Linked DNA regions of Mus musculus: region 2 is linked to region 1. A link is a loop called in an ENCODE intact Hi-C map of the cell type or tissue named here. Cell type or tissue: heart. All regions are shown on one strand. Each heading gives the region's core, and the rest is flanking DNA. Links, peaks and the distances in the headings are about the cores only.

Region 1 (16,139 bases), core at 3,746-11,745:
TGTTGGATTTTGTCAAATGCTTTCTCCGCATCTAATGAGATGATCATGTGGTTTTTGTCTTTGAGTTTGTTTATATAATGGATTACGTTGATGGATTTCTGTATATTAAACCATCCCTGCATCCCTGGAGTAAAACCTACTTGGTCAGGATGGATGATTGTTTTAATGTGTTCTTGGATTCGGTTAGCGAGAATTTTCTTGAGTATTTTTGCATCGATATTCATAAGGGAAATTGGTCTGAAGTTCTCTATCTTTGTTGGATCTTTCTGTGGTTTAGGTATCAGAGTAATTGTGGCTTCATAGAATGAGTTGGGTAGAGTACTTTCTACTTCTATTTTGTGAAATAGTTTGTCCAGAACTGGAATTAGATCTTCTTTGAAGGTCTGATAGAACTCTGCACTAAACCCATCTGGTCCTGGGCTTTTTTTGGTTGGGAGACCATTAATGACTGCTTCTATTTCTTTAGGGGATATGGGACTGTTTAGATTGTTAACTTGATCCTGGTTTAACTTTGGTACCTAGTATCTGTCCAGAAATTTGTCCATTTCGTCCAGGTTTTCCAGTTTTGTTGAGTATAGCCTTTTGTAGAAGGATCTGATGGTGTTTTGGATTTCTTCAGGATCTGTTGTTATCTCTCCCTTTTCATTTCTGATTTTGTTAATTAGGATTTTGTCCCTGTGCCCTCTAGTGAGTCTAGCTAAGGGTTTATCATCTTGTTGATTTTCTCAAAGAACCAACTCCTCGTTTGGTTAATTCTTTGAATAGTTCTTGTTTCCACTTGGTTGATTTCACCCCTGAGTTTGATTATTTCCTGCCGCCTACTCCTCTTGGGTGAATTTGCTTCCTTTTTTTCTAGAGCTTTTAGATGTGTTGTCAAGCTGCTAGTATGTGCTCTCTCCCGTTTCTTCTTGGAGGCACTCAGAGCTATGAGTTTCCCTCTTAGAAATGCTTTCAATGTGTCCCATAGGTTTGGGTATGTTGTGGCTTCATTTTCATTAAACTCTAAAAGTCTTTAATTTCTTTCTTTATTCCTTCCTTGACCAAGGTATCATTGAGAAGAGTGTTGTTCAGTTTCCATGTGAATGTTGGCTTTCCATTATTTATGTTGTTATTGAAGATCAGCCTTAGGCCATGGTGGTCTGATAGGATGCATGGGACAATTTCAATATTTTTGTATCTGTCGAGACCTGTTTTGTGACCAATTATATGGTCAATTTTGGAGAAGGTACTATGAGGTGCTGAGAAGAAGGTATATCCTTTTGTTTTAGGATAAAATGTTCTGTAGATATCTGTTAAGTCCATTTGTTTCATCACTTCTGTTAGTTTCACTGTGTCCCTGTTTAGTTTCTGTTTCCACGATCTGTCCATTGATGAAAGTGGTGTGTTGAAGTCTCCCACTATTATTGTGTGAGGTGCAATATGTGCTTTGAGATTTACTAAAGTTTCTTTAATGAATGTGGCTGCCCTTGCATTTGGAGCATAGATATTCAGAATTGAGAGTTCCTCTTGGAGGATTTTACCTTTGATGAGTATGAAGTGTCCCTCCTTGTCTTTTTTATAACTTTGGGTTGGAAGTCGATTTTATTCGATATTAGAATGGCTACTCCAGCTTGTTTCTTCAGACCATTTGCTTGGAAAATTGTTTTCCAGCCTTTCACTCTGAGGTAGTGTCTGTCTTTTTCCCTGAGATGGGTTTCCTGTAAGCAGCAGAATGTTGGGTCCTGTTTGTGTAGCCAGTCTGTTAGTCTATGTCTTTTTATTGGGGAATTGAGTCCATTGATATTAAGAGATATTAAGGAAAAGTATTTGTTGCTTTCTATTATTTTTGTTGTTAGAGTTGGCATTCTGTTCTTGTGGCTGTCTTCCTTTTGGTTTGTTGAGGGATTACTTTCTTGCTTTTTCTAGGGTGTGGTTTCCGTCCTTGTATTGTTTTTTTCTGTTATTATCCTTTGAAGGGCTGGATTCCTGGAAAGATAACGTGTGAATTTGGTTTTGTCATGGAATACTTTGGTTTCTCCATCTATGGTAATTGAGAGTTTGGCCGGGTATAGTAGCCTGGGCTGGCATTTGTGTTCTCTTAGTGTCTGTATAACATCTGTCCAGGCTCTTCTGGCTTTCATAGTCTCTGGTGAAAAGTCTGGTGTAATTCTGATAGGCCTGCCTTTATATGTTACTTGACCTTTTCCCCTTACTTCTTTTACTATTCTATCTTTATTTAGTGAATTTGTTGTTCTGATTATTATGTGTCAGGAGGAATTTGTTTTCTGGTCCAGTCTATTTGGAGTTCTGTAGGCCTCTTGTATGATCATGGGCATCTCTTTCTTTAGGTTTGGGAAGTTTTCTTCTATAATTTTGTTGAAGATATTTGCTGGCCCTTTAAGTTGAAAATCTTCATTCTCATCTACTCCTATTATCCGTAGGTTTGGTTTTCTCATTGTGTCCTGGATTTCCTGGATGTTTTGAGTTAGGGTCATTTTGCATTTTGTATTTTCTTTGATTGTTGTGCCGATATTTTCTATGGAATCTTCTGCACCTGAGATTCTCTCTTCCATCTCTTGTATTCTGTTGCTGATGCTTGCATCTATGGTTCCAGATTTCTTTCCTAGGTTTTCTATCTCCAGCGTTGCCTCACTTTGGGTTTTCTTTATAGTGTGTACTTCTCTTTTTAGGTCTTGGATGGTTTTATTCAATTCCATCACCTGTTTGGTCGTGTTTTCTTGCAATACTTTAAGGGATTTTTGTGCTTCCTCTTTAAGGTCTTCTACCTGTTTAGCAGTGTTCTCCTGTATTTCTTTAAGTGAGTTATTAAAGTCCTTCTTGGTGTCCTCTACCATCATCATGAGATATGCTTTTAAATCTGGGTCTAGTTTTTCGGGTGTGTTACGGTGCCTAGGACTAGGTGGGGTGGGAGTGCTACGTTCTGATGATGATGAGTGGTCTTGGTTTCTGTTAGTAAGATTCTTACATTTGCCATTCGCCATCTGGTAATCTCTGGAGTTAGTTGTTGTAGTTGTCTCTGGTTAGATCTTGTTCCTCAGGTGTTTATGTTAGCTTCTATCAGCAGACCTGGGAGACTAGCTCTCTCCTGAGTTTCATTGTTCAGAGTACTCTCTGCAGGTAGGCTCTCCTCTTGCAGAGAAGGTGCCCAGATATCTGGTGTTCGAACCTGCCTCCTGGCAGAAGTTGTGATCCACTCACTGAGGTTTTAAGATCCCATGGATGGTCCTGTGTATACCTTACAGGTGTCCACAGACTCCACACCCAAGGTACCCCTGTGCTGGCGTGGACTAGAAGGGACTTGTGCCCCTGATCAGACTGGGTTTTCTGCTTCCCTAATTAATTAATTAATTAATTAATTAATTCAGTCTCAGGTCCCGCGAGATTGGAGCAGCAGCTGTGTTCCACTCACCAGAGGTCTTAAGATCCCGTGGCCGGTCTTGTGGGTAGCTTGCGGGTGTCAGCTGACTCCGCGCCCTAGGTACCCCGGTGCTGGCAGGACCAGAAGGGACTTGTGCTGAGGTTTTGCTCATAGAAGCTAAAAAGGTTTTGTTTGTGTTGTTGTTGTTTTGTTGTTGTTGTTGTTTTGTGTGTGTGAAAGACATCTGTAATTGAAAGAATGTTCTTTTTATAGAACCAAAATATATCTCTATATTGTTGAACTTTTTTTTATTACCTGTCACATTATGAATGTCAGAATAATGTCTGGAGCATTAAAGGGACATAAATAAAGACTTAATGAAATATGTGTCCTCTGAGATGATTATAAAGCTCTCAAAAGACTTACTTTATGATCCAATGAAACCCTTAACTCCGTGCATTTTTTCTTACCCATTGGGATTTCTAGAGCAAAGTATAATCAGTTATTCATGCACATGTTTTCTAGTAATTAATACCCTCTTCCTTCTCCTTCCTTTTTCTTTCTTCCTCTTCTTCCTCTTCCTCTTCTTCCTCTTCTTCTTCTTCCTCTTCCTCCTCCTCCTTCCTCCTCCTCCTCCTCCTTCTTCGAGACAGGGTTTCCCTGTAGTAATGCCCTTCTTAAAAGGCCTCTAGAAATGGGTTGATAAGTAAAAAGACTGATGCTATACCCTTTTTAAATTTAATAATACTTAAACTGTACTATCTTTTAAAAGAATCATGCAATATTCTGAGCCCATCGCAGCAGGAGGCCAAGGCAGGAAGACTGAAAGATGGAGACCAGCCTAGGCTATATAGGAAAACTCTGTATCAAAAACAGGAACAAAAATTAAGAGGCTGAACAGATGGCTCAGTGGTTAAGAGCACTGGGCCATTCTTCTAGAGGACATAGATCTAATTCCCTGTACTCACAGGGCAGTTCACAACCATCTGGAACTCTAGTTCCAGGAGATCTGACACCCACTTCTGGCCTTTGTAAATACCTGCCATATAAGTGGTCCCTGGACATACACACAGTCAAAACAACCTTACACACACACACACACACACACACACTCACACACACACACAATGTATATATTTAATTTAAAAACTCATTTATAAGTCTTCTGCATAGAAATTATTCTCAAGTAGAATCTTCCTCATGGTACCTGATTAAAAATCTTAATGAGACCAGACATAGTGGCAAACACCTTTAATCTTAGCACTCAGAAGGCAGAGGCAGGCATATCTCTGTGTGTTTGAGACCAGCCTGGTTTATATAGTGAGTTTCAGAACAGAGACCATATCTCTAAAACAAACAAACAAACAAAAACAAAACAACCCAAAACAAATAAACAAAATAAACAAAACTCTAAAGAAATCAAAACAGTTTAAAAAGCTATATGGAGGTAGGATTTACATATAATACAATTAACAAATTTAATTGTGCTATAAGTTTGGGTGAGTATATACTGAGGGTCCTTCACATTCAGTGTGTTCCATCTGAATAAATGTACCATAAGTTGAAGCTGTAGTAAGATGAAAATACATTAATTACACCTAGCCAGCCAAACACCTTCACTGAGCGGTATAGGACACTACAGTGTCACTTGTGTTCCCAGTAACTGGGGTTCATTGAGAATTACATCTGTCTACTGAGATGCAGTATTGAGAGAACTGCATCTGTCTCCTGTGATTGAGAGGACAGCACTCCATGTGCTCAGGAAAAGCGTAAACACAAATATGGTTTGTACTACCGTAAATTGCTCTTGTACCCTAATAAGGTGAGAACAGTTGTAAGTTGAACCTCGGTGAATCGGTGAGTCAGTTAAATACCCATTCAATTTAGTAGCCATGGCTATATTCAAAATACAGAGTGGATCCATGGCCAAGACTTGTCTTTATGCTGACAAACAGCAGAACCCTCTCCTTATCAGATAATCTGATTACTGTAGATCTTTAAAACTTCTTGAACTGAGGTAGTAAGTTTGTCCTTTGAGTCTCACATAGCCCAGGCTGGTCTCAAACTTACTCTACAACTCACAATGACCTTCAACTTCAGGTCCTTCTGTCTTCAAGTTCCAAATATAGATAGCAGATGTGTTGCCACATTCAGATAGGATTGTCAATGTTGATTTAAAAGTTACACAGAGATTTTATTTTGGGTTGTTTTGAATTTGTAGAGAAGTTTTTGGAAAATTACATGAATACTATTGAGTCTCTGGTCCATATGAACGGAATTTTCACTTAGCAATATTTTATGGCTTTTTCTGTACCTAGGGTTGCTTATAACTCTGACCCGTCTAGCAGGTCCAGTTAATTCGAGCGTCTCAAGGGGACCTTCTCCTAAGAACCAAATGGGGGGTAGAGAGAGACAAGGGCCTTGTGTGAATAACGACATGGAAACGTTCTGAGTTGCATCAAAGCCCCAATGTATTAGCCAGGTCCAAGGTTTAAATGCACAAGCAAAAGGGGAAGTGCCTTTCAGCAGGAAGGATGGGGCAGTAGAATTGCACAAGGAAAAGGGGAAGTACAGGTACTTATCAGCGGGAGGGGTGGGGCAATAGAATTGCACTTTCTTTAGGCAGTTACATGGGGAAGCAGGAACTTGGCGGTATCAGGGTGTGGTCAGGACATCCGCGATGACTTAGGGCTGGAACATTCTGTGGTTGTTCTCGGAACAGTGTGTCATGGCCCGCTTTTGACCCCCTTTTCTTCTTGGGGTAGAGGCCCAATTCAGAGATCAGGACAATTGTGTTATCTTTTTTTTTTTTTTTTTAAAGATTTATTTATTTATTTATTATATGTAAGTACACTGTAGCTGTCCTCAGACACTCCAGAAGAGGGCGTCAGATCTCGTTACGGATGGTTGTGAGCCACCATGTGGTTGCTGGGATTTGAACTTCGGACCTTTGGAAGAGCAGTCGGGTGCTCTTACCCACTGAGCCATCTCACCAGCCCCCCCAATTGTGTTATCTTAATGGCTCCCAACATAACTCAATACAGTCATATGTACTTCACCTTTTTGATACTACTGTAAATAATATTCTCCCTCTCCGTCTCTCCCCCTCCCTCTCTTTCCCTCCCTCCCCTCCCCCTCCCTTGCCCTCTCTCTCTCCCCCTCCCTGTCCTTGTCCCTCTCCCTCCCCCCCCTCTTTCATTTTGGCAAGGCTGGACAGTCCTGAGCTGGGGTTACAGGCATACCTGGACATTGTCTGTTTACATGGGTGTTAGAGATTCAAGCTCACCTCCCCATTCTTGCACAGCAAGTGTCCTTATCTACATCTCTCCAGGACACTTATATTATTTATCTTTCATTTCCAATTACATGATGTTAGTATATAAAAATTCACTTGATTTTATAGGTTGCTTTTGTAACCTACAACTATATACCATTCATTTATTAATTTCAGTGAGGTTTTATAATATATTTCTTACAGGTTGCTTTAATTTTGTGTGTGTGTGCGTGTGTGTGTGTGTGTGTGTGTGTGTGTGTCTGTCTGTCTGTCTGTCTGTCTGTCTGTCTGTCTTTTGCCTACATGTATTATCTGTGCACTACATGTGTGCAGTTCCCAAGATGGCCAGGAGAGGGCAGCAGATACCCTGGGATGGGCGTTAAAGATGTCTCTTCACCAGCACTGGGATATTGGAAATCAAACCCTGGTCTTCTAGACAGCCAGCACCCTTAACCACTGAACTCTCTCTCCAGCCCCAGGTTTTGGAAATATACATGTTTATGCCATCCACAGTGAGGATTACAATTTACTGCTTCCTTTCTATTTGTGTGCTGTTTGTTTACTAGTCAAAATTGAACTAGCTACAGTACAGTACTAAAAGTGAATTGATGACTTTGATTTTCTCTTCACTGTAGAAAGAAGAGATGTAGAGTTTGTTTTTTGGACTTTTGTGGGGTTTTTGTTTGTTTGTTTTTTTAAGCCATCAGATATGATGATAGTGAGAAGAGTTTTTTTGTAGAGAGCCTTGATCAGGTTGAGGGACTTTCCCTCTCTCTTTAGTATTCTATTTTCCTAACAGATAGATAGCATTGTACATTTTCTGACGTGCTTCATGGAGCTATTGAAATGATCGTGTTTATTTTTGTGGCCTTAATATGGGGAATTACATTGACTTTTCAAGTGTTGAACTAATCCTCCACTCAAGATATAAGTCCTATGTGGATCATGGCATTTTGTTATCCTTTGAATAACATTGATAATATCTTAAGAACTTTCATGTCTCGATACACACGTGGCAGTGACCTACAGTTTTATGCCATGCTTTCTTTATTTGGATTTGGTATCAGGGTAGTGGCGCCTTTATAAAACACATGAATAACTGTTCCTCTCTCTTTTCTAGAAAAGCTGGTGTAGAGTTGACATTGCGCTGCTGTCAGATATTTAGTTGCAATAGTTCTTTTCTTTCAGTAAGTATTTTTAATTATAGATATAATTTTGTTTTTTTGTTTTATTTTTGTTTTTTGACGCAGAGTTTCTTGGTATAGCCTTGATCATCCTGGAACCCATTCAGTATACCAGGCTGACCTCAAACTCAGAAATCCCAAATGATAGGATTAAAGACGTGCACTACGCCACCAAGGTAAGTACAGTAGTGTTCAGCTTGTTTCTTGTTTTTCATGGTTACTTTATTGAGATATGATTTATATAGTAGAAAATTCCATTTAAAATGGAAAATCTTCATTTTTAGTTTCTGAACACAGTTTTGGAATCATCACTGCAATTAGTCTGGTAATATTTCTATCACTTCAACAAGAAACTTATTTTCAAGGAGAGTTTCCCATATGCTTTCATACTCACCCTGAGTCCTCCACATACCCATCTTGCTAGTCGGACTTTGTGGACTTGCCATTTTAGGAAACCAATGTATAGGTATCATAAAATATATGACATTTTGTGACTGAGTTCTTTCACTCAGCACAATGAGTTCAAGACTTATTCTGTAGCATGTATGAGCATTCTTTTTTTTTTTTTAACAGAAAATAAGCATTTTAAGAGTATACCAGACTTTACTAAACCTTATCAGTTAATGGAACTCTAGACTGTTTTTAACTTGTACTATTTCTGGTAATATTGCTTTAAATCTTTAGTAATCTGTTTGTTTGTTTGTTTGTTTGTTTGTTTTGCCTGCAAACATGTTTTCCTTTCTCGAGTATAAATTTAGATGGAGTTTGGGTCAAATGGTTACTCTTTGTTGAATGCTTTGAAGGGCTACCTAGATATTTTCCCCAGTGGCTGTACCAGCTCACATCCTGCCTGTTACTGTAGGAGGGAGCCAGATTCTCCAGATAGCATTAATTGCCAATGTTCTCTGGTTTTGTAATTATGACAGAGTGACATCTTATTGAAATTCTGATCTGCATTTTTTAAATGACAAAAGTTATCTAAAATTTCTCCCCTGGACTCTTGGCTATTTGTATAAGTTCCCTAGAGAAATATCTATACAGAGCCTTAGTCAGTTTTTAATATTTGGTGTTATTTATTTTAAGTCATAAGAATATAGATCCTGCATAGAAGTTACTCATCAACTATTTGAACTGAAACTATTTTTTCTTGTGTTTAGGCCCTCTCCTTTCATATTCTTCCTGGTTAGAATTGATTTGGGTCATAAATACACGTTTTAAATTTTCTCTTTGTCATTACACCCAGTAAATTTCAAACTGAGAGTTTTTTATTAGACATGATGTTGAATAAATTCTGTCACTTAATATATGTTCTGAGTTTTATGTGATCCACACATATCTTTATATGATTTATTGAATAAATATACACAAAGCAGAGTTTTGTGCATGGCATAAATGTTTCTCCAGACTAATGTCAGACAATGATGAACTAAAAGCTCAGACACTGTTAATAACGGTTCTAGCTTTGTGAATTATCTTTCTCTTCCTCCAAAGAGCCACTTATGTCAGCTCTATTTATGTGATGGAACTGGAGCGGACATGGAGGCTTGGGAGAGACAGAGGTTGTGCTGAACAAAAGACTTTCCTGTTAGAATTGGGTACACCACTCATTCCTTGATATCTAGCTAAGAGCTTTATGCCTGTGGTGAATCCCAAACATTTAACATAGCATGCAAATATAATTGGTCTGCTCTTCATCTTACTCTTGGGCTGCTAACCTGTAAGCTTTGATTTATCAAAACCTTTATTTAGGGTTCTTAAACACTTCAACCAGCCTTCTAGACACTGACTAAACATAGGGGAAAAGGGGTAGTAGGGAATAGGAGTTCTGGACATGTTTGGAAGTAGTTCCTTGAAGCAATTCCACTCTTTGTTGTCAGGATACCAGCAGTCCAGTTCAACAGCAAACACCAAACATGAATCAGTAGTGGCTGCTCAATCCAGAGAAACAGCAAGGCTCAGAGGAATCAGCACAAGTCAGCAGAGGTGGCTAGAATGAGCCAGCGTACCACAGGAAGTTCTTTGGTGCATTTCTCTCTACTAAGTGCAGACCAGTGAAGTGTTACACAGTATAACAATACAAGAGAGTCCTCTCACTATTGGGGGGGAGGTGGTCCATTTATATTCTTCCTAAACATCATGTGCCCCCTTAAGTAGCTGTTTTCAGGAAAACATCACATGCCATCTCAGAAGACAGCTTCCAGAAAAACGCCACGAGACACAACTGAGTGTTCAAGAAACCGGAAATTTCCACTTCACTTACCTTTCTATCTTGTCTCATTCACACTATTGTCCTTCCTGTCCTTTGTGGCATTTCACACACAAATATTTGCAACACCTTTCCTATCTGAGAATAAATTTCCATTCCCAAAGAAGTCTTACCTCACCAATGTACATCATGCTCGCACATTGTTCTCTTAGTTCTCTTGTACCTTCTCTTCCTGGTAAACAAGAACTTCCTTTCACTATATTTGTCTCCTACTGGCCACATGAGTTTTGAGGCAATGCTTACACTTATTCTTTGTGATAGTTTGACTCTGAACTGGAGTCCTCTTTTGGGGAGGTGTGAATACTTTAGGAGGTCTGGCTTTTGAAAGTAACTCCTCAACAGGGGTGGGCCTTTGAAGGTTTTGACTTCACCTCTCCATCTGGGCCCATTTTCTTCTTTCTGGACCACTACCCTATGAACAATCCCTAGTGTCCCAAAGGCTGTTGAATCATGCCTTCCCTGCCAATGAAAGGCTGTTGTAAACCCCATTTGTCTCCATTTAAGGACAAGGCCTGATTTAAAACAGAAAGCCATTATGCCTCAGCTCCAGGAATAGACCATATGTACCAGGAAACCAGCTCTAGGAACAGACCATAAGTCCCAGAAACTAAGGCATAAGGTACCAGCTCCAGAACAAGGTCAAAAAAAAAAAATCCTCCCCCAAAACCAGCCTGGGGATAACCACAAGAATAGGACAATATCTTATCTATGTTGGGTAGCCCTATCTTATCCTGAGGTTAAACATGACAGGAATGCAGACCACTGACCACCTGCCACAAGCCAATCAGAAGCCAACCCTTAGGGTCCCCTAGCACCCACCTAGCACCTGGAAGTTTAGATTACCTAATCCTTCTAGAAAATTCCCCTAGTTTCCTTTAAGAAGGCCTGAATGACTTTGTCTAGGGTCATCATTTCAAAGTTGGTTGGCCACCACATGCTGGTTGTTTCTACAGAATAAATGTTCTTTGCATACTATCTGAGTCTGGGGTCTTCCTTCAGTTATTTTCAGACCTTTACATCACCATGGATTGAAATTTCTGAACCTGTGAACTAAAAGAAACTCTTCCTTAACTTGTTTCTGTTGTACTTTGGTCAGGGAAATGCAAGAGTAACTAATACCCTTTCTCTATTGCTCTGCTGGCTGAGCTGAACTTGACGGGAAGTGAAGCAGCAGCTTGGTAAACACTGTTTGGATGAATGAAAGAATGAATAAGTTGTAAGAGAGGAAAGTCGTGCATTCTCATTTCCTTTTATTACCATGAAAGAAAGGGATTCCACTACCCTCTCCAACAGGAGAAATAGGTGGAATGTGCTCAGTTTCTGTAAAAGTAACTTTTATTTGCCAGATGTAATTGCCGTGTTGGAGGCTTACTTCTGAATAAGCTCGCCTTAACTAATTCCTTCTGAACTCTGGCTGGCTGGTTCAACTCAACTGTTCTGGCTCAAAGTCCTTTCCAAGATGGCTGCTTCAATCTGGAGTCTCTCAGCTTCTCACTAAATTGCTCTGCTTGGTCTTAAACAAGCTCTGGCGATTTGTTCTAATCTTCTGGCTCCTAATTATGCTCTGGCTTCAGCTGCCTCTGCTGACCTGCACTGCAATGCATGAACTCACAAAGGAACTCAGTTCCACTGCTCTGTCCTCACTGCACTGACTCCCTACCGACTGCCTCATCTCAACTGTACTGAACTCGACTGGCTGAACAGAGCAGACCCACTCTCTCCCGGAGCAGAGCTTACATGGCTTCTCCTGCCTGTGCTGTTCTCATGAGAATTGGGTGAATCCTATCTCAGACTCATTCTGTCAGAGTTTCCCCTGATTTCTTACTTTGTCTGTCTTTCAATGAGACATCACTCTCAAACATGGCTGCTTCCTTCTACAAGCTACTTTTACCTTAAAGATATGTACTAAGGGCATGTCTGTATTTCAGATAGAGGGATTAAAGGTGTGTGGCATGTCTTTACTCTAGCTGGATCACTCAGACCTAGGTCTCTGGCTATGATCCCTTGCCAGAGCAGCCATGTTGCTAGTTTAAAATACCCACACATTTTCCTCTAATCCCTTCCTTCTCCACACAGCAAAATAATGACTTAAATGGTTGCTACATTTAGGAAAAGCATCTGTTCAGACTCAACACTCTGAGTGTCTATTTTTTTTGGCATCTGCCCTTCTACTGAGCACGTATTTTCCTCCCATCCATGTATTCTAGACTTGTAGGCCCTTAGGTGATCAATCTGGGTCCAAACACTGTAGCACACGTGAGCTTCCTTCCCTGATCAACCTTTATTTTGTTCCCCATCTGGAGCTTCATTTGTTTTCGGTTGCTATGACAAAATACCAAGACAGGAATTCATTTTGAAAATTATTTTGCCCCATAGTTCTCAGTTCTAGGCAACAGGGATGTTTGGCCATGGTATCAGAAAAGTCTTCTCTGTTACAGACACATGGCGGCTTCCCAGGATAACCTTTTTCTAGTGGAAACGCTGTAGGTTCTCAGGGATGGAAGAACCATCATTTTCCCAGGAAAGGTCCTTCTCAATACAAGAACTGCGTAGAGTTCTTGGTGCAGACTCACCCACCCAAGCTGATTATAAGCGCACGATCTGCTTTGCCTATAAAACATGCTGTTGTCCTGGCATACCACTTAAACAATACATTTTATTCCTCCCCTTGCCCCAGGCCCCTACCATCACCACATGCACTGTAGAAACTATTCTGGAGGCATGGAGCTCAGATACCTAAACTTTAGTAAGAATTCAAGGATTTAGGGGAACAAGCAAAGAGTAGAGTTGGCACAGACTCTGCTGTGCTAGTGTGTGACTTCCCAGGCAAGCCAATGATTTATCCAAAAATAGAGGATGCTTCTCTGCTGAAGCAGGAATGGCATTAACGTAACTGAGACTGTGGCTTTAGTTATATTTCAAGTCCATTGTCTGCAGTCTGGCCCATTCATGACTATTCTGATAATACATTGTCTCTCAGAACATGAACTTGCAAAAGGGAAATACAGTTGACACCTGTCTTAGCTAGAGTTTCACTGCTGTGAGCGGATACCATGACCAAGGCAACTCTTATAAGGACAGCATATAATTGAGGCTGGCTTACAGGTTCAGAGGTTCAGTCCAGTATCATCGAGGTGGGAGCATGGCAGCATCCAGGCAGGCATGGCACAGGAGTTGCTGAGAGTTCTGTATTTTCATCTCAAGCCTGCTAGCACAATACTGGCTTCCAGGCAGCCCGGATGAGGGTCTTAAGCCCACACACACAGTTATACTTACTCCAATAGGGTCATACCTTCTAATAGTGCCACTCCCTGGGCCAAACATATACAAACCATCACATTCAACTCCCTGGCCCACATACACTTGTTCAAATATAAGAGTCTATGGGGACCATACCTAAACATAGCATAGTGCAAAATACATTTAGTTCAACTTCAAAAGTCCCCATAGTTTATAGCAGTTAAAATATTTAATAAAATATATACATATAAAATATATATAATAAATGAAAATATATTGTTAAAAATCCAGAGTTTAAAGTCTCTTCTGACATTCATCCAATCACTTAATTGTAATCCTCAAAGCAAGACAGGAAACCAGATGGGCAAACTCCAAACTCTGCATCTCCAAGTCTGATGTCAAAGCAGTCTTCAGATCTCTAGCTCTTTTTTCATCTTTGTTGACTGCAACAAACTTTCTCCTGGGCTGGTTCCACTCCCTGTTAGCAACTTTCCTCAGCAGATAGCCTATAGCTCTGGCATCTTGAACAACTTTGGGTCTCCAAGGCAACTTCAATGTTACAGCTTCTTGTTTTGATGTCTGCAATCCACACATGATTTTCTGGGCTTGTCTAAAATCTCTGCCCTCTGTAGCACTCTAAGCTCAGGTTGATTCATTCCATTGACACTGTTGTTATTGGTGATCATCCCATGGTACTGGCATCTCCAACACTCTGGGGTCTTCCACTACAACTAGGCTTCACCAATAGCCTCTTATAGGCTCTCTTCACAGTGCCAAGCTTCAAATCCTTTGCATGACCCCTTCAGTCCTGGGCCATTAACTGCAACCGAGGCTGCACCTTCACCAATGGCTTTCCATGGCCTCTCATAATACCAAGCCTCAGCTGTTCTTCATGACCCCTTCATGCCTTCAAAACCAGTACCACCTGGGTGACTCTTATGTATTACCAAGTACAGCTGCAGCACAAGGGACATCCTTGGCCATCTCTGGAACACAGCTTCTTTGTGCTCTCAGAAAACACTTCCAAGATTTCACCTCAATGATACTGGTCTCTTCTTGATCACCATTAACTTCTTATCTTCAGCTACCCAGCATCAATTGTTCCAATAGTCTCCTTCTCCTCTTGACCTTAAAGCCAGAGACACATGGCTGAAGCTGCTGAGTTCTGCTGCTTGAAGAAGCTGGAACGTGGCCCCTTGTTCTAGTACATTGTCACTGGCTTCCGATTTTTCAACTCCTTTACTGCCTAAACTTGGCTGTCCTGGATCTTGCTCTGTAGATTGACCTTGAACTCGAGGATCTGCATGCCTGTCTCCTGGGATTAAAGGTGTGTACCACCATGCCTGGATCTAAGCTTAGCTGGGTAGGGTCTTGGCCTAAATCCCACTCCATTTGTCATCTCATCGAACACAGGATTCAGCTCCATTTCACCTCCTGGAGCCCCTTTAATACTGGAACCATACATTTTATAAATTTCCTTTTCCAGCTTGCTATGCTTGTTTAAAATGCTCTTCATGAGACCTAACCAGAGGAAAACGTCTATGATAGGTATTTCTGAGACTTCCTTTGTCAATGCAATTAATCTGAGTCTCTTTACCTTAGTCTCAGGTAGACTCTTCAGACAAGGTCAAAACCAGCCACATTCTTCACCAAAATACCACAAAAACAGTCTCTAGGCCACATACTGAAATTCTTCTCTTCTGAAACCTCTTGGCCCAGATCTGTACAATTCAAATTGCTCTCAGCAACAAAGTCTTCCATATTTCTACTAGGATAGCCCATTAAGCCCCATTTAAAGCATTCCACTGCTTTCCAAATCCAAAGTTCCAAAATCCACATTCTTCTAAACAAAAGCATGGTCAGGCCTATCACAGCAATAGCCCAGTCCCTGGTACCAACTTCTGTATTAGTCAGGGTTTTACTGCTGTGGACAGACAAGGGAAGTCTTATAAAGACAACATTCAATTGAAGCTGGCTCACAGGTTCAGAGGTTCAGTCCATTATGGTTAAGGCGGGAACATGGCAGCATCTAGGCAGGCATTATGCAGGGGGAGCTGAGAGTTCTACATCTTCATCTGAAGGTTGCTAGCAGAATACTGGCTTCCAGGCAGCCAGGATGAGGGTTTTAAAGCCCACACCCACAGTGGCACACCTACTCCAACATTAGGCCACACCTTCTAATCGTGCCACTCCCTGGGTTGAGCATATACAAACCATTTCCACTGTTGCCAGAGTCCTAATTCCTTAAGTGATTCCCTTTCTGAGGAGTGTAATCCTGATGACACTGCTGGCTTCTCAGGGGAGCCATAGCCCAGCACCATAGTGGCTTCAGGACATCTTTAACTCAAGAAACAAATTATTCTGCTGTGTATGACCAGTTTACTTCATAGTTTGTGTCTGAATCATGAATCATAATGCCTTTCTAGGAGCATATTTTAAATTAAAGCTTACAGGGACTGTAAACCATTTTGATCTGCTGTATGTTTGTGAGCTCTTCCCCTGTCACTTGTAATTAGTGGCCAGAACAGATGGCACAAGTTAAGCATTGGGTAATATAATCACTAAATATTCCCCATCACCCCCTAAGAGCAAAATTGTTCTGAATTAGAGACATATCATTTATCAAAGGTTTCTCCTCTTGCTAGAACATATTGTAAGAAATTATGACATTAGATAAAAAGATATTTCCACATCGGGCAGTTCAAACGATTAGGATGCTACAGAAATATACGTTAAAGGAACTCATAAACGTCTCGGAAAGCACTGGAGTCGAATTATTAGTATGATTTGAGAAAGGCAAGCTTCGCAATAAAGTGA
Region 2 (16,139 bases), core at 4,228-12,227, 140 kb after region 1:
GCCAGGGATGTCTGGCCAGACAGTATCTGGCTTCCTTCTTGGGTTTGTGTGTCTGTAGTGTGTAACTCAGGCTTCTTCTGTGTAACCCTCTGGAAGTGTAACATAGAAAGAACCATCATTTATGTCCACTTGGTAGCTCTTCTTGGACTCACCTCTGTTTCCTTTAAAGCTAGACAGTGCTCTTAGCCCCTGCAGGTTGAGTGGATGGGAGCTTGCTAATCCAGGGAAGTAGGTGAAGGGAACCTTGTGTCTTATGCAATTAGGAAACTTAATTACTCTCTCCTTTGATTGTAATTTCTCATTTGGAGGCATAGTTGTCTTTGTTGTAATTTGCTGGGTCTGAATTTCCTGGCTGCATCAGATTTGAGTCAGGTGGGCCCCACCCCAGCTCATCACAGCTCACACACTATAATGATCTTTTTACATCGAAATAACGCACTGCCAGATGCTGGCCTCCACCCCTCTGTCCCAGGCCTCCAGAGTCACCCTTTGCTCACTGAGGAGGACGAGAGCACTAACACCAATGAAACTTCCAACATGCTGTGGTCATGAGTCCACCTGGAAAGTGTCGGGTCAGCAACTTTGCAATCATATTGAACCTTTTCTAAGTCTCCCTGAGCCTGACAGAAATTGCTCTCTTCAGACATAATGTTGAGGTTGGAGAGAACCTCCAAAAATGTAGAGAGAGACTTCAACTCCTACCACAGTGGGGCACCAGGAGGCTACAGAGTTGTCCTTGTCCCCTCCTGTGGATAGAGAGCTTATTTGATTCCGATGAGCCAGAAGGCACAGTATCTCAGCTCAATGTTTACAGATGGAGCTTCTTGGGGCTGATAGCTCACTTCAGGAGTTCTGATTTGACCCCAGTCAAACTTTTGTTGCTCAAATATCAGGGGGTGGGGGTTGGGAGTGTGGATGGGGGGATAAACCTTGGATGTCATTCCTTAGGTCCTTCTGTCTTTCCCTTTTTTCTGCTGCCTGGATTGTGATTGGGAAGAGCAGAAAAGTAACTGAAGAATGAACAAATACTGCTCAGGAAAACTCTTGGTAGAAAGTGCTAGACAGAGTGTGAATAACTGGACTGGATGTAGACACTGAGGAGCACATACAACAGGGAGGGTTCCTAATGCAAGGCTGTATTATGAATTCAGCTTTCACCAGCTCAGGAGCTGACCCAGTAATACAGCTTTGTCCTAAGACTGGCTCTCAGGGAAAAGGACCCCTTCTTCCTTGACCTGCCATCAAAAGAGCACAATGGGCATGGAGGAGGGGTATTTCTCTGTAATTCCAGCACTCAGGAAACTGAGGCAGGAGGATTGCTGTAAGATGAAGGCCAGTGTGGGCTATATGGGGAGTTACAGTCTGTCTTGCTTCACAGTGAGTGAGAGCATGTTTCAAACTCAAGCAACAAGCAGGCTGACTTTATCAATCCCCATTATTATTGTTGCTGGGTTTTTCTCCCTGTTCCCTTTTGTCTAGCCTGCCTGTCTCACATATTAGAATGAGAATACTTTATTTTTCTAAAGCATTTCCCTCATCAAAAACAAAATAGTGTGACAACATCATTTTTACTCTGCTTTAAGCTTATTCAACCAACCACGTGGCTTTGATGATGATACAATGTTGTTTTGTATTGGGAGGAACACGATCAAGAGAGAAGCAGCAGCTACAGATGCGATTTGTGAATTAATGATGCAATTATGTAGCCTGCTGAGTAGGTATGATAATTACCATGTGATACATTATCGATGAGGCATTGTTAAACGTCAGCTAATTCTTTTTTTCTGTGCTTCCTATTTGATTAGAACAGCACATTACAGGTGGTCAGCTTGCAGAGGGTTTTGTTCAACTAGCAAACACAAATGTTATAAACTTTCTCAAAAGCAAGGGTGGACCATTCTTCACGTGGCATTCTGCCAAAGTCTGCAGACATCATGTCTTCAGTTCTTGCTGCTGCAAGTATGGTCCACTGATGTTAACAGCTGCATCAGCACAGGGAGCTTTTTAGTGCCACAGAAAGTCACAGCCCAATTGCATCAAGATCATCATTTAAATGAGATCCCTAGTGTCTTGATTCAGAATATATTCAAGAAGCATAAATCTAAAGACTGCTCCTCCTGAAGAGAAGCTGCCCTGAGGGTGGAGTATTCAAGGAGAAATAGGCCAAAGCCCTAGCTAGAATTTACGTGTCAGAAAATAAACAAACAAAAAGGGCATATTTGAAATGAGGGTTCCATACTCTCTCTTCTGAATATCTCAAGTGGGGCCAGTCCCACCTGCACTCTCCTGTCTTGTGTCTGAGAAGACTTCAGCTTGAATTCCACAGTCTGTGCGCACTGGCTTCTTCCTCCTTCCTCTTGGGACAGGGTCTGGCTACGTACCCCAGACTGGCATAGAATGGTAACCTTTCTATCTTAGCCTTTGAGTGTTTGGATTACAGTGATAAGCCTCCATCCCTATCCTAGTCCTGCTTGCTTCTTGACAGAGGAAGAAACGAAGACCAAGAAAGAGGTTTGGTGAGGCGTGAGGTGAAGGCTCAGACTCGTGAGGCTACATAAAGCATGGATTTGCTTCGTGCCCATGTTTTCTGGAAGCATCTGCACCTGGATGGATGCTCCTGGACTTTCAGTGAGATTTGTTCCTAGTAGAGTCAGGATATTCTGAGACGCATGGTACACACCCAGTCTTCTCAGCAGAGTGCGGGTTGCATCCCTGGTGATATGAGGCTGCCAGGGAGGGATAGCTTGCTGTCCTTACCCACAATCAGAAAGAGATCTTAACCATATTCCATTGGTTCAGGAAAAGGAACGGACTTCAAAAATTGAAGTGTGGTCCCTACTGATTTTATATGGCTTTCCAGTCAGTGTAGTATTGGAAAGCCATCAGCCAGAGCACTAATGTCAGAGCATGTGTAGATGGATTCAAATGATCAACTAAAAAAGTTTAAAGGTAAGAGGAACACCACAGGGTACTCTACCAACCCAGCCTCAGGCCTATTCAAAGACCTTTACAAAAACTGGCTTGTCACATCCACTTCCCACTGCTTGCCTTTACTGGTATTTTCAACAATATTCTCAAACTGCTGTTTGCCACTCACCCTGAGGCTGAGTGAGGGAACATGGGGGACTTTTGAAAACCTTCTGCTGCTTTCTTTCTTTTGAGCAGGACTTAGAACCGATAGTTTTCTATCTCAATGTCAAGCTTATGTATTATATAATTGTACAATGTGAGGGTTTTATGTAGCATTCATATTATTAATGTTAAGATATTAAACTAAGTAGAGAGAGTGAACAGTATCTTTCATAGATCCTTTTGTACGATTCCCCCTCAGTTTCATCCATTTTTCGCAATATACTAAAATAGGTCAAAAGAGAAGTGTTGTTGCTGTACGTGAACACACACTTCACCACAATTCTCATCGGCTGTGCATGATTCTCCAGGGCAAACTCTGCCTTCCCTAGGGCTCCACACTCCGAGCCTTAGATCTAAAGGAACCAATGCTTGGGTGTCTTCCCCAACACTTCAGAGTTAATCCCCCCATTCATTTCTGAACCAGTGCGAGCATGAGGCACAACTGTTCACGAGTTCTTAAGGCTCCATACCAGAGAGCAAATGCCTACTATGTAAAAGCAGCTGACTCCACACTTGCTGAAGACAGCACAAACCAGAAGTTTCTATAGGAAGGACAGCTCAGCTAATGAGGAGTCAGTCTGATTCACAGTTTTAAAAATGATCAACCCCACACCCTCTCCTCCAGCTGGTCAGCCCCAAATCATCCTCTAGGTGGATTCAATGAATTTAAGAACATACACAACATTAAAGATCACACTGTGAATTCTAAACACACAGGGCCTGATACAATATGCTTGATCAAATTTTTATATACAATATGCTTTCTGTATTGCACAATTTGTGAAAAGCTGTAATTTTTATGCTACATTCAAATGTACAATGAAAGTGATTCTTCAACAAAGAGATTTTGGGGCTGAAGAAATGGCTCAGCAATTAACAGTGCTTGTCACTCTTCTACAGGACCCAAATTAGGTTCCAAACACTCAACTGCCTGTACTTCCAGGGGATCCGATGCCCTTTTCTGATCTCTGTGGGCATCCACACCCACAGCACACACACACATAGGTATACACACACACACACACACACACACACACACACACACACACACACTAAAAATAAGATCTTGAAAATAAGTGATCTGAATTCCCTCCAAGGTCTAATTATATGACTTTTTGAAAAGATATAAACCACCTTAAAGTAGGTAATTTGGTTACTTGCGATTATATACAGAGAAATATGTTGTTTGATGTGAGAACAAAAGAAATGTAAATAATTTCATTAGTAAAGTTGACAAGCTACAAAAGAAGATGCCTGGAATTTAAAGGACTCACAATTTCCTAATTTAAGAGGGCACATGGGAATCCCATTAGTGGCCCACCGTTCGCTCACCCATGCATCTGCTGAGCGAGCGTTGAAAGTCCACGGCACAATGCGATGCATGATGGGATACGGAACTGTGTACACTGTGACAGGACATGAAGTTTGTGGCTCTTCCAGGAGAGTGGGCTCCTGAAAGCATTGAAAAATGAGAGAGAGAGAGAGAGAGAGAGAGAGAGAGAGAGAAAGAGAGAGAGGCCTGACTGCTTCAAAGGCATTTTAAATTAAATAATTCCATTAGATGTTTACATTTGTTAAGTGGCTTCTCTGCTGTGACCTCCAGTGTCTCAAGCCCTTTGGCACTTTGGCTGTCAGCCATTCAGCCCCTCTCTGTACTATTTGTAGGTTTATCAAGGGATTCTTTGCTCAGGATATAGCAAGAGGCGCAGGAGTCTGGGGAAATAAACATAGTAGGAACCTGGATCATAGCTTGGATTGACAGTAGCAGACTTGGGAAACTGTAGAACAGAATTACTGTTCATGATCACTTTTGTCAAAAGAGACAGATTATTATTGACTCTCTAGGAGGTAGTTTAAAAGATGATGGAAATAAAACCACGATCAACAAATTACTAATCATTTTTCTTTTTTTAAATTTTTTTATTAGATATTTTCTTCATTTACATTTCAAATGCTATCCCAAAAGTCCCCCATACCCTCCCCCCACCCTGATCCCCTACCCACCCACTTCCACTTCTTGGCCCTGGCATTCCCCTGTAGTGGGGCATATAAAGTTTGCTAGACCAATGGGCCTCCTTTCTCAATGATGGCCGACTAGGCCATCTTCTGCTACATATGCAGCTAGAGACACGAGCTCTGGGGGTACTGGTTAGTTCATATTGTTGTTCCACCTATAGGGTTGCAGACCCCTTCAGCTCTTGGGTACTTTCTCTAGCTCCTACATTGGGAGCCCTGTGTTCCATCCTATAGATGACTATGAGCATCCACTTCTGTATTTGCCAGGCACTGGCATAGCCTCACAAGAGACAGTTATATCTGGGTCCTTTCAGCAAAATCTTGCTGGTGTATGCAATAGTATCTGTGTTTGGTGGCTGATTATGGAATGGACCCCAAGGTGGGGCAGTCTCTGGATGGTCCATCCTTTCATCTTAGCTCTAAACTTTGTTTCTGCAACTCCTTCCATGCATATTTTATTCACTATTATAGGGAGGAATGAAGTATCCATGCGTTGGTGTTCCTTCTTGATTTTCTTGTGTTTTGGAAGTTGTATCTTGGGTATTCTAGGTTTCTGGGCTAATATCCACTTATCAGTGAGTGCATATCAAGTGACTTCTTTTGTGATTGGGTTACCTCACTCAGGATGATAGCCTCCAGATACATCCATTTGCCCAAGAATTTCATAAATTCATTGTTTTTAATAGCTGAGTAGTACTCCATTATGTAAATGTACCATATTTTCTGTATCCATTCCTCTGTTGAGGAACATCTGGGTTCTTTCCAGCTTCTGGCTATTATAAATAGGGCTGCTATGAACATAGTGGAGCATGTGTCCTTATTACCAGTTGAAACATCTTCTGGGTATATGCCCAAGAGAGGTATTGCTGGATCTATTGGTGGTACTATGTCCAGTTTTCTGAGGAACTGCCAGACTGATTTCCAGAGTGGTTGTACCAGCTTGCAATCCCACCAGCAATGGAGGAGTGTTCCTCTTTCTCCACATCTTTGCCAGCATCTGCTGTCACCTGAATTTTTGATCTTAGCCATTCTGACTGATGTGAGTTGGACTCTCAGGGTTGTTTTGATTTGCATTTCCCTGATGATTAAGGATGTAGAACATTTTTTTCAGGTGCTTCTCAGCCATTCGGTATTCCTCGGTTGAGAATTCTTTGATTATCTCTGTACCCCATTTTTAATGGGGTTACTTGAATTTCTGGAGTCCAGCTTCTTGAGCTCTTTGTATATATTGGATATTAGTCCCCTATCAGATTTAGGATTGGTAAAAATCCTTTCCCAATCTGTTGGTGGCCTTTTTGTCTTATTGACAGTGTCTTTTGCCTTACAGAAGCTTTGCAATTTTATGAGGTCCCATTTGTCAATTTTTGATCTTACAGCACAAGCCATTGCTGTTCTGTTTAGAAATTTTTCCCCTGTGCCCATATCTGAGGCTTTTCCCCACTTTCTCCTCTATAAGTTTCAGTGTCTCTGGTTTTATGTGGCATTCCTTGATTTAGCTTTGTACAAGGAGATAAGAATGGATCAATTCGCATTCTTCTACATGATAACTGCCACTTGTGCCAGCACCATTTGTTGAAAATGCTGTCTTTTTTCCACTGGATGGTTTTAGCTCCCTTGTCAAAGATCAAGTGACCATAGGTGTGTGGATTCATTTCTGGGTCTTCAATTCTATTCCATTGATCTACCTGTCTGTCGCTGTACCAGTACCATGCAGCTTTATTTATTTATTTATTTATTTATTTATTTTATCACAATTGCTCTGTAGTATAGCTTCAGCCATGGTGATTTCACCAGAGGTTCTTTTATTGTTGAGAATAGTTTTTGCTATCCTAGGTTTTTTATTATTCCAGATGAATTTGCAAATTGCCCTTTCTATGTCAGTGAAGAATTAAGCTGAAATTTTGAGGGGGATTGCATTGAATCTGTAGATTGCTTTCAGCAGGACAGCCATTTTGACTATATTAATCCTGCCAATCCATGAGCATGGGAGATCTTTCCATCTTCTGAGATCTTCTTCAATTTCTTTCTTCAGAGACTTGAAGTTCTTACCATACAGATCTTTCACTTCCTTAGTTAGAGTCACACCAAGGTATTTTATATTATTTGTGACTATCGTGAAGGGTGTTGTTTCCCTAATTTCTCTCTCAGCCTGTTTATCCTTTGTGTAGAGAAAGGCCATTGACTTGTTTGAGTTAATTTTATATCCAGCTACTTCATCAAAGCTGTTTATCAGGTTTAGGAGTTCTCTGGTGGAATTTTTAGGGTCACTTATATATACTATCATATCATCTGCAAAAAGTGATATTTTGACTTCTTCCTTTCCAATTTGTATCCCCTTGATCTCCTTTTGTTGTTGAATTGCTCTGGCTAGGACTTCAAGTACTATATTGAATAGGTAGGGAGAGAGTGGGCAGCCTTGTCTAGTCCCTGATTTTAGTGGGGTTGCTTCGAGTTTCTCTCCATTTAGTTTGATGTTTGCTACTGGTTTGCTGTAGATTGCTTTTATTATGTTTAGGTATGGGCCTTGAATTCCTGATCTTTCCCAGACTTTTTATCATGAATGGGTGTTGGATTTTGTCAAATGCTTTCTCCGCATCTAACGAGATGATCATGTGGTTTTTGCCTTTGAGTTTGTTTATATACTGGATTACGTTGATGGATTTCTGTATACTAAACCATCTCTGCATCCCTGGGATGAAGCCTACTTGGTCATGATGGATGATCGTTTTGATGTTCTTGGATTCGTTTTGCGAGGATTTTATTGAGTATTTTTGCATCGATATTCATAAGGTAAATTGGTCTGAAGTTCTCTTTCTTTGTTGGATCTTTGTGTGGTTTAGGTAACAGAGTAATTGTGGCTTCATAGAATGAATTGGGTAGAGTACCTTCTGTTTCTATTTTGTGGAATAATTTGAGGACAGGTGGAATTAGGCCCACTTTGAAGGTCTGATAGAACTCTGCACTAAACCCATCTGGTCCTGGGCTTTTTTTGGTTGGGAGACTATTGATGACTGCTTCTATTTCTTTAGGGGAGATGGGACTGTTAAGATTGTTAATCTGATCTTGGTTTAACTTTATTGCCTGGTATCTGTCTAGGAAGTTGTCCATTTCATCCAGGTTTTCCAGTTTTGTTGAGTATAGCCCTTTGTAGTAGGATCTGATGATGCTTTGGATTTCCTCAGGTTCTGTTGTTATGTCTTTTTTCAGTTTTGCTTTTGTTAATTAGTATACCCTCCCTGTGTCCTCTAGTTAGTCTGGCTAAGGGTTTATCTATCTTGTTGATTTTCTCAAAGAACCAGCTCCTGGTTTGGTTGATTCTTTGAATAGTTCTTTTTGTTTCCACTTGGTTGATTTCAGCCTTGAGTTTGATTATTTCCTGCCATCTACTCCTCTTGGGTAAATTTGTTTCCTTTAGTTCTAGAGCTTCTAGGTGTGCTGTCAGGCTGCTAGTGTACGACAGCACATCATTTTTCTTTATCACAGCTCATTTTGGAAAAACTTGCTTTGGCCCCTGCCATCCTCTGTCGCCACCTGGTGGCACATTGGTGTACTATCACCTGGGAGGGCAGACATGGAAAACTAAAAGGCATGGACAACTTTGTATTTTATTTGTTCATCAAATCAGTTTGCAATGTGATTGACGTTACTTCTTATGCCAAAAACTGCTATGAAGATACGTGTAAATGTAACGTGGGCGGGGACTGTGAATGTCTATGTACCAGTGTGATGGCATGTGCTTACAAACACTGTCAGGAAGTGGTGGCCTATTCACTGGAGGTCACTCAATGTTGTGGTGGGCACCTTGCACAGGACATCATCAAGTTCGCAGCTTTTAAGAAGATCCAAATTAATTGTCATTTTCTTGTGGAGCAATGCCGTGAAACTCATGGAAACATAATTAGTCTCAGTTGTTTAAATTTTATAGTCTTTTGACAATCACAAATTATTATATATCAAAAAGAAAAAATATATTGTTTTTTATTATGTTTCTCTGCTGTTCCCAAAGGTATTTAAAATATAAATATAAATTACATACCATCCTCAATCAATCAATCAATCAATCAACCAATCAATAAATAAACACAGAAGGGAAATTGTAGAGACAGTTGACTGCCTTCACAGTCCCCCATTCCTCAAAAAATTGGAGCAATTGTCTTCAGCCTTCTGGCCCAGAACATCTGATAGACCTTAAGTGAAACAGGAATAATCATGAAGGATTAGTTTATTCTGTCTTGGCAGAACTAAGTTGTCAACCATCCTGCATCTTATGTCCTTGCATGGACAGTAAATTTTCGTCTGTAGATGAATTAGGGCATCTTCTGCCGCGTGGCTGCCCTGTCACAAAAGCAAACTTCTGGAGGTAGTGATGCCCAATATCCTCTCCAAACCGTGAAGGGGGTGCTGTCAGGGGCAACATGTCTCTAGACAAATGATTATTAATAATGAGATGTCTTACCTGCCACATTCTGTGGACTTCTGACACTTTTGAAGATTATCTGTCTATGCAAAGTATATCTGAACTGTTGCCGTTAAACTCTCAGCTATTTCTAATGTAAATATCTCAAAAACACCCTTTTATTATTAACTCAGAACCATGAGTATTTTATCTGGCCCTAAATTCATATTCTTGAAAGTCTTATAGGAACAATGTCTTTCTAAGAGTAACAATACTAATCTCAATTTTTGTATCAATATAAGAAATTCATACCAATGAAAACCTTAATTTTGTTTCAAAATTAATTTTGTACCAAAGTAAGAAATTATAACTTTCAACTTTGTATCAATTATAGAGATTTCTACCAATGTAAGATTATGACTGTAGTCAATTCTACCTATTTCCTCCCTGTTCAAATTATGACCATTCCTAAATTTCCCTAGAATTACCTTTAGAATAACCATTTCCAGACCCCCAAACCCAGGATATTGGGCTAACAACTCTCCGTGCTTCTTCCTGCTGAACAGGGGCAATGAAGTATCTTTAAAGGGAAGGGAAGGGAAAGGTAGGGAAAATAGGAGATTTGGTTAGGCCTTAAGAAAGCTAAGACAAAGCGACTAAGTACTAGCATTGGTGGTGTCTTCCTAGCCAGATGCATAGCCAGAGACCAAGACCGCGTGTTTCTCCTAGCCAAAGCCTTTCCCGCAAATGCCCACTTTGCCTCTCCAGACCTCCGCTATCACTTTCTCGGTCCCCATGACAAGCTGCAGGCGCTCTCTTGCCAGCCCCTCACTTCGCTGCGGTTACCTCTCCCTTGGAGCTCGGTCCTTTGCCCAATCTTCCCGTTCCAAAGCCTGGCTGAATTCTGCCCTGGCTATGTTCTCTCTCTCTGGCCCACCTGAGTTGCCATGAATGAAAAACACTGCACAATCTTAGTTTAAAATCAATAGATGACACAAATTTTGGGTATGGAATCTATTGTCCTAAACTCATCAACTTTTCTTACGTTGGAAGTCTTTGAGGGCAGAAGCTGCCACCAAGCCTAACAGTTCCTGGGCTACATCTTGCTTCCTCTCCCGGCCCACATCCTGTTCCTTCCTACTGAGTCCGGAAGGTCTGCCGCCTCCTTTTCGCCCAGCGATTGGCTTCTTGTTGTCTTTATTAGCCAATCGATTAATTAGGGGAAAGTTACGCTACAGCCAACAATTGTTATTTATTCTCTGATGCCTAAAGTTCTGACTGGATCCATCTGAAAGGTTGAGTGAGGCCACATGACCTGGAATCCATGACACGGGGAGTCCAAGCAGGTCAGTTCAGCATGTCTGAGTTCAGCATGAATCTCACCAAAGCTGTATATTTTGCAATATACAAATCTCAAAACAATTTAAGTACCATCAAGACATCTGTATGAATTGTGTACTGACTACTTAAGAAAGACTTTTTGTTCGTTGTTTAAGCATGTGAAAGACAGTCTTTTCATGAGCCAATTTTAATAATAACCAATTATAAGTCTTCATTCATGCCATGTGAAGAATGGCACAAAGAATCTTTACCTTTCCTGTTTGGTTCTCTTGAATTTTTCTAGTTCTTCAGGGCGTCTCCCTCTGTCATATCTGATCTATGTAACTCTCGGCCTTTTCTATAAACACAAACATAAAGTCTTTCTCCTAAATTAGCATATCCTTTAGCCAGTAACCAGGAAAGCTTTTAGCTTGACCCCTTTCCCAGAGGAATAATAAAATAACCACAAAACTCAAAATCATACCCATTTTGATAATTAAAATAATTAAAAACAAATGAAGTAAACTAAACAAATACTGTATGAGCCTATTCTTAGACCCTTTCTTAGACTTTTCCTAATCTGTCATGCCAGGATATTTAACCCCAAATTCCTGTGGAACCCATGGAATTCGTGTTCCAAAAATATGAGTTATCCTGTAAGACTTCCCCCACCCACTTCCATACAATTTCCCTGTATCTTTTTTTTTTTTTTTTGGAGGCTGCAGCCTTTTTGCCTACAGGAGTAGTCTCATTGCCTCTGGGCCCAAACTCTTTGTATTAGTTCTGAACCACGGGAAGAATTCTTTACACGGCTCAAGCAAAATCTATATTCTCTTCTAACTTTAAAAACGATTAACCCAAACCTAGAATTCTATCCTATGATTACTTGCTTGTGGAAATCAGGCAGCTTTTAATGTTTGGCTCTCTGCCTCAGAGCAGCCATCTTGACTCTTTTCACAGCAGGGGACCTCAGAGTCTGTGATCGGAGTCTGCCCTTGTGTTTCTCTGTTTAAGCTCTGGAGTCATGTGACTGCTCCACTGGCTGAAAAACCACCTCTCCCTTCCTTCCAGACCTGTTTTATTGTGTTTGAATCAATCCGAGAACCCTAAATTATTAGTGGATTTTTGCCCTAGGTTGGGTGCCATCTGTCAAGCGTAAATTTAAAAACCATGCTTGTTTCACTCACCTGTATTCTGAAGAGTGGCTCCTGTTCTTGTGCTGGAAACAGCCAGCTCACCTAGCTCCTCCCATGGCTGGCTTGCTAAGCTGCCCATGCCCATGTCCTTCCTGAGAATGCCTGGAGCTACTGCTTGTGTTCCACCACCCACCGAGCCTCCCAGCCACCCACCTGCCTTCCAAGGTGGTTGGCTCCACAGATTGCCAATGACCACCCTGCGGAATCATAGTGGATAGAAAACATCAGACAATCTTAATATTTAAAAATCAGCCATGAGCCAGCGGCCTCCTTATTCCCAATGGTCAACTATGGATTTTTATGCCCAATTGAAAGCTATCCCTCCTCTTAGAAAGACTTCCTTTCTGACAGTATTACTTGTACGGATTTGATTGCGACTTGGTTGGATTAAGAAATGCATGTCATATTAATGGGACACACCTTTGCATGAACCTGCAAGAGTGTTTCCAGCAAAGTTTAACTGAAGGGGATGACCCTCACTGAAAGTGTGTGTAGCACCACGTGATGGGTTGGGACCTTAGACAGAAGAAACAGGGAGAAAAAGAATAAAACCAGCTTATTACCAGAATTCCTCACTCTGTGTTTCCTGGTTGCTGCCACAACTAAACAGTTCCTGTCACTGTGTTCCTCTGAACTGGGAGCCAAATCAATTGTTTTTTTTTTTTTTTTTTTCTTGTTGCTTTTTGTCAGGAATTTAGTTAATGTGCTGTAAGAAGCAATTAATTCAATGCATAAAGTTCATAACATTTTTCAACCAAATGAATTTGCTTTCTGGAATAAGCATCGGGCCTCAAATTCATCAAATAAGGAAAATTTGGGATTGTTGCCAGTACAGATGCATTCTGCTTCAAACTTTAAAATGTAGATCAGCTGTCATCTTGGCAAAAAGGTGAACTAACAAATGCCTGGAACAACACAGTAATATCTAGAGACCTTTCCATGTTACTGAATATTCATGCAAGGCATTCATTCTACCCAATAGGAAGTGGCAAGGAAGAAAGAGAGAAAAAAGATAGATAGCCTTTGGTGGTGGCTCACATCTTTCATCCTAGCACTCAGAAGGCAGAGCAGGAAGATCCATGAGTTAGTGGCCAGCCTCATCTACAGAGCGAGTTCCAGAACAGCTAGGGTTACACAGAGAAACCCTATCTCAAAAAGGGGGAGGGGTGGAAGATGAGAGAATGAAAACAAGGTAAACTGTGAAAAAGGTGGGGGCTTTTCAGGAAGGAACTGCTTAGAACAGACGAGACTTCTCAAGATACAGGGAAAGGGTGTTCTGTGCCTTCTGTGCCAAGTCAAGGATCCAACCCAAAAACTGGATGGATGGCTGCTCTCCTGTGGACAGTCTCTCCCAGCTCAGAACCTAGCTCCATGAGTACATAGTCCATTCCCTTCTCTTTCTCTCCCTTCTCCTTTCCTTTGCTCTCTTCTTCCTTCCTTTCTTTTCTTCATCTGGGTATTGAGGAAGATGGGCAGAGTGGACAGAGGGGGAACAGATACAGAGGTGGACAGAGCCTCGTGTCCAGGCAGGTCGGCTATGTAGGCGGGTTACGGGGTTTCTATAATAGAAATGATGGGTTCTGCTTTTGTTTCCAGGATCACTGTCTACCATGTTGAGATTACATGGGGTTGAAGGGGAATGGGGCTGCCAAGCATGAGGGACACCTGCCAGGGAGTCACAAAGATGCTCTTGATTGATTAAGACATTTTAGTCTAGACTTTCAGTGTTTTTTCAAGTAAGACCCTAACTTTCTGTTTTCAAAGAAGTTCCCAGATGTTGACAGCTCTTTTCTTGGCTCTGATGCTCTCCCTACTGATCACAAGCAGAATTGCAAGGCAGATAGATTCTCTCCATACTTGTGACTGAATTTTGAGGTTTGGTTGCATCAAACCATGAGGCTCTGAGAAAGAGGGAAGCAAAGAAAGAAACTTGAATAAATTGCCATTTCTTGTTTGGGAGGCAGTAATTAGTGTCATGCTACGCTCTCTGGTCGAGTCAACTGGACAAGCCGAGAGGCTTAAAAGTCACTCATGAGGCAAAAGAGTTTCAAGGAAGCTCTCCTCCTGGAGTCTAGCGTTCCCTACCCATACAGTGATTTTTCATTCCCGCATTCCATTCCCGCATTAGTCTAGTGTATGGATCCACGTGCTCTCTTTCAATATTTTCCTATCATAAGTGCCTTTTAAGATTGAATCCTGACATAGCTAAAGCCGTCTGCCAGTGTTCCAACAGTCCTAGTTCGTCCTTAGCAAGACCTTGGGCTTGGAATTCAGTACTGCCCCTGGTATTACACTATCTCTTTGAGTAAAAGTTAGGTCACTGCCCTTCACAGGAATTTACCATCACTAAGGAAGAAAGAAGTTTCTGACCGTAGGAGAAACCAGAATAGATATTTAGAATTATAGCTGAGTTACACCTATATACAGGAATTTACAATGGTTTAGGAAGTAGATCCTGCTGTGGTTTTAGAGTATTGCATTATTCATGAGATGTTTAGCTAGAACGGAACTCCCTAGTTAGCACCATGACTTGGGTGTGAAAGCCCTTGCCCTAGGAGTGAAAAGTTCTCACACCTGGCTTCTAAGACTATAGCTGACCTTAGATAGGGCTGACTCTGTCTCAGTTATTTTATTGCCCAGTTCCTGCCAGTCTTTGCGTTTTCATTCCTCTGTTCTGTGTAAGAGTCATTAAGCATCCAGTTACCTCATTTGTACCTTGTGGGTATGTCACCCAACTACCTTGTTGTCTTCTGCATAAAAAGTCTGATGTTTGATTTGAAAAATTACATTCAGATTCCACACAAACTCTCCTGTGTGTGTGTCTGTCTGTCATTCATCCACACTTTGCCCACCCGCGTCGAGAGACCCCGTTCCACGCAGACACTGGGACCCAGAAGGTCTGCGGCAGTGTCATCCATTGGATTTTCCTGTAGAATTAATTTTGCATCTGGTTATGGGTGTTAGTTGTAGTAAGACTCCAGGGACCAGAAGAGAAGCAGGTATTAAACTCAAATCACATTGTTGCACCAAGAGCTCAGACACACAGGATTGTCCGGCCACCTCTGTGCCCACCTTCACCAGACCCACAGCACGAAGAACTTTCAGGTTAGATTGCTTCCCTTCTTCCCCCCACCCCCATCCCCACATCCTAAATTCTCTGCCTGCTCAGTCCTCTGGGGAAAGCCCAGCTTACTCCCCTTCCCCCAGATCCATTATCTGGCCACCAGGAACACTCAGGTTAGATCCCCCTGCCTGACAAGTCCCAAGGCACATCCAGCTGCACTGAGCTTTGTGCTGTCCCCCCAGCTCCATTGTGCAGCCACTGCTCTGCTTGTCTTCAAGCCTGTAGCACAGGGAACATCCAGGTTAGACCCACCTCACCCCCAATCCCCTGTCTGCCTCGTCCCCTGGGGCATACCCACCTGCTCTGAGACATGTAGTACAAGGCTGCCCTCTAGAGGCTTGTTCTCCAGGAACATACCGGTTAGGCCTGCCTTCCTGCTACAACAGGAACATGGACAACCAGATGGCTAAAGGCCAGTAGAACACAATCAACAAAATCTAGGGTAATATGGCACCCCCAGAGCACATCTCTCCTACTACAGTGAATCCTAGATATTTTAACACAACCAAAGCACAAGAAAATGACTTTAAATCCAATCTTATAAAGATGATAGAAGCCTTTTACCAGGAACTGAATACATTTCTTAAAGAAATACAGGAAAGTACAACCAAACAGGTGGAGGCCTTGGAAGAGGAAACCAATAAATCTCTTAATGAAATACAGGAAAATACAATTAAACAGGTGAAGGAAATTAATAAACCTGTTTAAGACCTGAAAATGGAAATAGAAACAATAGAGAAAACACAAACTGAGAGAATTCCGGAGATGGAAAACCTAGGAAAGAGAACAGGAACAACAGGCACAAGCATCACCAACATAATAATAATAATAATAATAATAATAATAATAATAACAATAATAATAATTTTTTAAAAGATAGAAGAAAGTATCTCGGGCATGGAAGATATGGTAGAATAAATTGATACATCAGTCAAAGAAAATGTTAAGTCTAAAA

What was found. A loop is a pair of places that touch in the nucleus more often than their neighbours do. Peaks named below come from ENCODE experiments on the same cell type or tissue, not always from the same donor. Only the 100,000 strongest peaks of a DNase experiment are listed, where the experiment ranks them.
Region 2: it touches region 1 in a loop (7-fold over the local background); 25 of 42 quality-filtered maps call a loop at or near these places.

What each region holds. Positions count from the first base shown.
Region 1 is chr10:18,753,459-18,769,597 of GRCm38, forward strand. It overlaps Gm32926 (predicted gene, 32926), which reads left to right. Exons shown (of 5, transcript NR_152783.1): 2 at 7,883-7,992. Among named protein-coding and RNA genes, the nearest start is that of Arfgef3, 18 kb to the left of the region's middle. In heart, for the core only: a CTCF peak has its summit at 7,008 (motif pointing right); no DNase peak of the experiment used is centred there.
Region 2 is chr10:18,895,625-18,911,763 of GRCm38, forward strand. No RefSeq gene overlaps it. Among named protein-coding and RNA genes, the nearest start is that of Perp, 59 kb to the left of the region's middle. In heart, for the core only: a CTCF peak has its summit at 8,675 (motif pointing left); no DNase peak of the experiment used is centred there.